Regions from separate parts of the Mus musculus genome. Here region 2 is linked to region 1. Evidence: chromatin contacts called from ENCODE Hi-C or POLR2A ChIA-PET data. All regions are on one chromosome and are shown on one strand. Each heading gives the region's core, a stretch centred on a gene start or an enhancer-like site at or near the end of the contact. The rest is flanking DNA. Distances are from core to core; before and after follow the strand shown. Region 1 holds the start of Smco2 (single-pass membrane protein with coiled-coil domains 2). Region 2 holds the start of Ppfibp1 (PTPRF interacting protein, binding protein 1 (liprin beta 1)).

Region 1 (3,803 bases), core at 772-3,271:
AACAAGATTATGATACTCATTTCATCATTAAAATTTGAGTGCCATGTGTGTTGATTGTAAAAGATTTTATTTTTATCTGTGTGTGTGTGTGTGTGTGTGTGTGTGAGACATGTGTGCCAGTGCCCTTGGAGGCCATGATGGAGCACCAGAACTACTTGAGATGAGGTTACAGGTGTTTTCCATGTGGACACTGGAAACCAAGTCTGGGTCCTTTGGAAGAGCAGTAAGCACTCTCAATTGGTGATCCATCTCTCCAGCACCCCCACGTCATTTCCTCCAAAGTTTTAAACTACATTTATTTATTTTGTATGGCTGAGTATGTAGATTCACCACCACCGTCATCCTGAGAATCCAGTACCAAGAGTGATCACAATACAGTGTATTTAAAGGGCCTGAGGCCACACTATCTAGGTTTGGATATGAGTCACAGATCCTTCCTCTGTTGAAGAATTGTTTAAAGCAATAGCTTATATATGTACACAAGAATATCTGGCATGTTAGTCAACATTCAAAAAGTATTTGCTATTGTGGTGTTGATTAAATTAGAAGAATTTTGAGGGGGCTGGAGAGATGACTCAGCGGTTAAGAGCACTGGCTGCTCTTTCAGAGGTCCTGAGTTCAATTCCCAGAAACCACATGGTGGCTCCCAATCATCTGTAATGGGATCCGATGCCCTCTTCTGGTGTGTCTGAAGACAACTACAGTGTACTCATATACATAAAATAAATAATAAATAGATTTTTTTTTAATAAAAGAAGGATTTTTGTGATTTTCCCCCTAAAGAAACATGGAGTCCGGGGACCACTAAAGACAAAGGCAGTTATGATACAAGGCAGGAACCTGAAGGCTGGAGATTGTCTCTGCAGGCACTGAGAGAGAGCAGGGGACAGAATCTGACCTCTGAACCAGGTGGGGTAAAGTAAAGACCACAAGAAAGAGGCTCCTGACTGGAGCTTCAAGCTGAGGTGGTGGTGAGCACAAGGCCTCAGAGGTCCTGTTAAAAATCTGTACAATCCTCCAGTACCCTTGATAAGATTCTGAGCACCTACGGAGAAAGACTGGGAAGCCATCCAGGCAAGCAATCATGGCTGTCCTCGAGGTACCTGCTCTCTACCTGGAGCTCCTGCAACCGCCCAGCTCCCAGCTCCTTCCCAATTATCACCTTAATCCTTCCAGTGGTTCAATTCAGAAGCCATTACCAAACCCTGCTTCCAGAGAAAGTAATTAACTCTGGCCCCAAACCAAACAGCAGGTGTGTGGCAAAACCAGGCTTCAAACAAGGATGCAAAGGTAAGGCCTGTAAGCCGCTCCACTTCCATCCCTGTCCTGCCAGTGGAGGAGAAGGGACTCAGGAGTTGAGAGGCATGGCGGTCAGCTTGTTAGGTCCTGCCATGGATTCTGGCTTCCCACAAATGATGACTGGAAATGACAGAGAGAAATGTAGATAGACTTCAAGAGGAAGTGTGGCCGGGCGGTGGTGGCGCATGCCTTTAATCCCAGCACTTGGGAGGCAGAGGCAGGCGGTTTCTGAGTCCGAGGCCAGCCTGGTCTACAAAGCGAGTTCCAGGACAGCCAGGGCTATACAGAGAAACCATGTCTAGAAAAAACAAAAACAAAACAATACAAAAAAAGAGGAGGTGTGGGTGTTGAGGGTCAGAGCCATAGGCTTGCAACCACTGCCAACTATTCTGCAGGGCAGAGAGGAGCAGCTTCCCTGGGTGGGAGGCCTTGGAGCATGGGTGAGGAAGTTGGAGGCTCCAAGGTCAAAAGACAGTGGGGTTGAAAGTGTCTGTGTGGTGGAGGGAGCTGAGGTCAGAGCACCCCAGGTCACTGTGTGCCTGAGGCCAGTTGATGGATGAAGAGATGGCAGAATGGGAGATGGCCCTAGCCCTAGAGGAGAAACCAGAAGGCTAAGAGGCGAGCTGGTGATGATGCAGGTTAGAGCTAGGCAGGGGACACTGCTGTCTTCCCTCTCAGGGGAGGGAGTTAGGAGCTTCGCATGCTGGGTTCCAAGTAGAATGTCAGAGAGAGCAGGCCCAACTGCAAGCTTTCCTCCTCAGGTGTGGAACAACTTGCAAGGCCTCTCGTCCCCAGGAGCTAGGACAGGCTCTGCCACCAGCCAAAAGTCCCAGGGAACTCTGAGGTACAAATGGTAACAATATCGAAAGGAGAAGAATGTGGGCCCCTTCATGTGCTGCCTCCCTGATTATTCAAGTCATGCTCCTCCCAACTTATCCAGCGGGGGATGGGCTAGAGGCTGTCTTTTAAAGTTGATCAGTTCTTTTTGATGAAGACACTTTTTTTTTTCAAAGTGTTAATTCTAAATGTTTTTGTGGCATGAGGAGAAAAGAACAAGGGTTCACTCAGTCTCATCGATTAATTCCAAAAAGCCTTGAAGGTCAACCAGTAAAAACAAAAAATAGGGTAGTATAGGGAGAAATCCCCAGACTTCCCTGTGTACTGATAAAGTGAGGCTGGGCAGGATGGGAGGTTCTGTGTGTTCAACAAGCACAGAGCTGTGTGCTGGCGCTGCACACCAGGCTTAGAGGACTGTCCTTCTTCCCGTTGTGTAGACTCAGAAGTTACCTTCAGAAGGTGGGGCTGCCTCGGAGGTCAGCAGGCTGTTGCCAAACCTTTGGAAGCAGAGGCAATTGGGAAGCAGCCTGACAGTTTAGATCTCCCTTCCACTATATCTTAGCAATGAAACTTTGGACAAATTATGGGTCATCAGTGCTCTCAGTTTCCTAATGTAAAAGCAGGAACGGTCAAGATCTGGCTTGTTACCTCCCCACAGGGTAAGACTTAATGAAACAATGTAACGAACATGCTTTACCTAACCAAAGCGAAACAATGTAACCAACATGCTTTACTAAGGAAAGCGAAAGCGCTTTGAGTATGTAATCAGTATTGTTACCACTACTTCTACCATGTCATGCGAAATTAATATAACACGGATTAATTTCCTTTTCTGTTGTGTACACGTGGGTGTGCAGATATATATTGCTTGCTACCCACTTTGTTTTTAATTCTTTAAAATCCATCGATATTTACATGCGTGCATGCAGAGGTCAAAGGACCTCTGTGGGAATCAGTTCTCTCCACCATGTGGGTTGCAGGGGCGACGATCGAACTCAAGTCATCAGGCTGGACAGTGAGTGCATTTACCTACATAGCCCTCTCAAAAACCTCCTTTTTTTTTTTTTTTTTTTTTGAGACAGTTTCTCACTGATCTGGAGCTCTGGATTCATTAAGCTAGGCTGGCTAGCTAGCAAGACCCAGAGATCTGCCTCTCGTACCAAGAGAGCCCTCATCCTATCACCTTCTTAAAGTTTTTCACACGTGTTTCTGTCTCAGCCTTCTCTGCCTGTGTGTTTGTTTGGAGTTAGGGCCTCATGCTGTAGCCCTGGCTGGCCTGAGCTAGCCTCAAACTGCAGGTAATCCCCCTGCCACAGCCTCAGAAGTATTAGGACTTTAGATGTAAGCCACTGAGACCTTCTTTGCATTTCTCTTCCTTTATTTTAGTCCTCATTGCTTCCAGGATTCTCTGCTCTCTAGTGAGCTCACCTGGCCAAAGGGAAGGGCAGGGATCACACACAGCTGCTGGTGGTGTTGATTGAGCCTTTAGAGGTTCAACCTGGGAGTGGGGACTGGAGAAGCCGCTGAGCTTGATTAAGAGCACTTACTGCTCTGGCAAAGGATTCCGTTTCAGTTCAAGGTCTTTTATACAAACTTTTTTTGTTTTCTGAAGTTTTCTCTGATTAGCCCTGGCTCCTGGACCTCACTATATACAGTTTATTGTTATT
Region 2 (3,803 bases), core at 388-2,887, 38 kb after region 1:
CACAATGAGGGACATTGTGAATCCATTGTGGTAGAATGGCGAATGTGCGACGTCATTAATCAAAGAACACACAATAAAGCCAGCTGAAAAGTCACATGTCACACACCTTAATCCCAGCATCTGGGATTAGTGGAAGAAGGTTCCTGAGTTCAAGGCTGGCCTATGTTACATAGTGAGTTCAAGGATAGCTTCAGCTACTTAAGAATCTGTCTCAAGAAAACTAAAATCAAACCCCCCAGTCAACACATACACAAACACACCACCTTCCGTTCCCCAGGGTGGTGGCAGCGGCGGCGGTGGGGGCTGGGGAGGCTCATAGCCAACAAAAAGCTAACAGAAACTAATCATATTCTGTATCCATAAAGCTGCTTTTCATTATTCAGTTCAGTTCTGGGTCTGACAGGGGAAACTGAAAGAAGGGCTCCTGAGAATCTCCCTGACTTTGCAGCCAAGAGGATTACACAGCTGATATCCACCAGAGGGTAAATAGTAGTTAATTCTTAATTGTTAGCTCAGTCACTGCAATTGGTTCAACAGTAATTATTATCATGTGGTTTGAACTCAGTTGTGAGGGTTCTCCCTTTTCAGTTGTGCATCAAAACAGAAGCCTTATGGGACTTAAAAAGTTCAGCATAGGGCCTGAAGAGATGGCCAAACAGTTAACCTCTTCTGCTCTTTTTGCAGAAACACTTGAGTTCAGCCCACAGCCCCTATCTCACAACTGGGAGAATTCAATGCTTCTAGCCTCCATGGGTACACACACATACTACACATAATTAAACAAAATAACAAAAATAGCTGGGTGTGGTGGTACACATCTTTGATTTGAATAGTTTGAGGCGGAGGCAGGCAGATAGCTGTTCAAGACCAGTCTGGTCCACACACAGTTTCACGACAGGACAAACAACAACAACAAACTCCAACAAAAATAATAATAAAAAATCTTTAAAAAGCAGGTTATTGCTGAGTGTGGGCCTGTAACCTCAGCTATTAGGAAGGCTAAGGTAAAAAGATAACAATTTGAAGACCAGCCTTGATATGTGTCACAGCGGGGGGGGGGAGAGGGGGGGAAAACCTCGAAAAAATATAAATAGTAAAACATTTACCCCCTCCCTCTGGAGAGTTCATTTTATTTCTCTGGAAGCTTGCGTGTCTTTTTATTTTTATTTTTGTCTCGTTACTAAATGCAAAAGCAGCCACGTGGTTGAGCGCCGCTAGATGACCACGCGGAACTAGGGTGGCCACCTCTGGGATCCTCGTCCGCTCAGTCTCTGTAAGTCCTCAGTTTCCCCTCCGGGGCCTTTTACTTTATCCGCGGGGCTCCCCGCCCGCCACGTCCGCTCGGTCCGCGACACAGAGGCGTTCTTTCGGGATGAGCGTCGCTTCTGACCCGGGAAGAGCTGCGAGCGACCGCCCGGCTCAGCGCAGCCCTTTATCCGCGCCCTACGGACCGCAGCGGACCGGGCGCGCTCCCCACCGACGCCCACTCCCAGCTCCGCTGGGCTCGGCCAGGAATGTGGGAGACCAGGCGCCGCCTCGGAGTGACCGCGCGCCCGGCCAATCAGCGGGCCGCAAGCGCGAGGCCCCGCCCCCTCCGCCCCTGGGGCTGGTTCCCGCCGGGGGAGGGGCGGGGCGGTGGGACGAGGAGGACCGAGGGGAGGCGGCACCTGGGCGGCGGTGATGTCAGCCGGGCGCTGTGCTCCGGCCCCGGCTCCTGTCGCCGTGTAGGGCGCGGGGGCGGCCGCGTCGAGAGTGGCGATCTGGCAGCCGGGCGGGTCCCGGGAGGCGGAACTGCAACTTGTGGAGCTCGGCGGCCCTCCGCCTCAGGTAAGCCAGCCGCGGGCGGTTCCTTCTGCGACCCGCGCCCGCGTTCTCGGGGATCTCTAGTGAGTGGGGGGCAGCAGCTTCGGGGTGACAGGAAGGGCTCGTCTGGGTCCTCGGTTCCCTCACCCGGACTCCCCACAGCACAGAACTCCAGTCAGGGAAGTGTGCTCGGACTCCCCCAGAGACTCCAGTCAGGGAAGTGTGCTCCCAGCTCACACCCAGACTCCCCTCCACAGACTCCAGTCAGGGAAGTGTGCTCCCAGCTCACACCCGGTCTCTCCTTCACACCACAGTCTCCAGTCAGGGAGATGTGCTCCCAGTTCACACCCGGTCTACCCCCCCCAGCACCCCCCCCCCCAGACTCCAGTTAGGGAAGTGTGTTCCCAGCTCACATCCAGACTTCCCTCCACAGCCTGCAGCCAGGGAAGTGTGCTCCCAGCTCACACCCGGACTCCCCGACCCCTTACACACCCACAGTCTCCAGCCAGGGTAGTATAAGCCCATCTCATACTCGTCCCCTCACCATACCATAGACTCTGAATCACAGAACTCCAATCAGTGAAGTGTGCTGGGACCCCACGCCTCAGAATCCCCACCACACCACAGCCTCCAGTCAGAGAAGTGTGCTTCCAGCTCACTCCTGGACTCCCCACCACACCACAGACTCCAGTCAGGGAAATGTGCTGGGACCCGAACACCCCAGAATCCTAGTACCATGGAACTCTAGTCAGGGACATGCGCACAGTTTTACACAGTGGGTATCTCACCACGCCACAGACTCATTCAGGACAGTGTGAGCCCATTTCACACTTGTCCTCCCACCACACCATAGACTCTGATACCACAGAACTCCAATTACAGAAGTGTTCTGGGACCCTACACCCCAGAGTCTCCACCACACCACAGACTTCAGTTAGGGAATTTTCGTGGGACCCCACACCCCGGAACTACTCCAATAATACCATACGCTCCATTCAGGGAACTGCAATGGGACCCAGACTCCCTGTAATATACCCCAGATTCCAGTCAGGGGACTGTGGTGGAACCCCAGAATCCCTATATAATACTGCAGAGCCACGCCACACATTTGGAAAGTGTGCTCAGACCCTGAATCTCGGTTTCCTCATATTACAAGAGAATGCCCATCAGGGACATATGCTTGAGCCCAGTCTCCTACACTACTACAGAACCAGCAGGGAAGTATATGTGCAGGTGGGAATATTTAAAAGTGTCACAAATATGTGAATCATCTTCCCAGAAAGTAAAGAGAAAATAGTTTTATGTTTTCTCAGTTTCCTTACATCCTACCATATATTGCTTAAGTAAAAGAACATCAGTGTTATCCTTGCATATCAATGTAAAATATTTTTTATGTAGTCCAGTTAGGATGTGAGAAATTCACTTGTATATATTCGTAGCTGTGGGAAAACTGGTTTCTTGGGGGCACAATTCTATAACTCTGTTGGTGTTTATACACCAGAGCAGTTAGGAAAGCGGCTGACAATCTAGATCTTGCCTGGGGCTTCTTGAGAAAAAGTTGAATGAAGGCTGTTAGTTGTGTTTTCAGGGTTCACTTTTAGAGAAAGGAGTTTAAGTTTTATTTTATTACTTTTTATTTTTAAAACAGGATTTCACTATGTAGCTCTGGCTGTTCTGAGCCACTGTGCAGACCGCTCAGGCCTCAAACTCACTGAAGTCTGCCTGTCTCTGCTTCCTAACTCTTAGGGTTAAGCCTGTGCCAGCATTACTGGTTGGGAAAGGAGTTTTAACAGGGGAATGCTGGGAAGCATGGTATACAAACTCTTAATAATGAGAATATGATTTTTTTCCGATGTGGGACCAAAACAGACCCTTGCTTTCAGTAAGAATTGACAGCAGTGTGAGGGGAACTCAAAAGGTCTGATTGTTAACTTGAGAAAGCAATTGTCTATTGGCAGGATTCTGATTTTATTTCTTGTTTCAAACTCCTTTTCTTGCTT

Evidence for each region. Hi-C counts contacts between places; a loop is a spot of excess contacts on that map. ChIA-PET counts read pairs that join two places held with the same protein, here RNA polymerase II (POLR2A).
Region 2: a map of adrenal gland shows a loop between it and region 1 (2.3-fold over the local background). The contact joins the promoter of Ppfibp1 here to the promoter of Smco2 in region 1. A Hi-C loop is called at or near these places in 9 of 37 maps with a recorded cell type or tissue (Patski, adrenal gland, heart and 1 more). POLR2A ChIA-PET finds 5 or more read pairs at or near these places in 1 of 5 experiments (Patski).

The regions. Positions count from the first base shown.
Region 1 is chr6:146,848,089-146,851,891 of GRCm38, forward strand. It overlaps Smco2 (single-pass membrane protein with coiled-coil domains 2), which reads left to right and starts at 2,022. Exons shown (of 10, transcript NM_027059.1): 1 at 2,022-2,143.
Region 2 is chr6:146,886,857-146,890,659 of GRCm38, forward strand. It overlaps Ppfibp1 (PTPRF interacting protein, binding protein 1 (liprin beta 1)), which reads left to right and starts at 1,638. Exons shown (of 31, transcript NM_001355728.1): 1 at 1,638-1,827.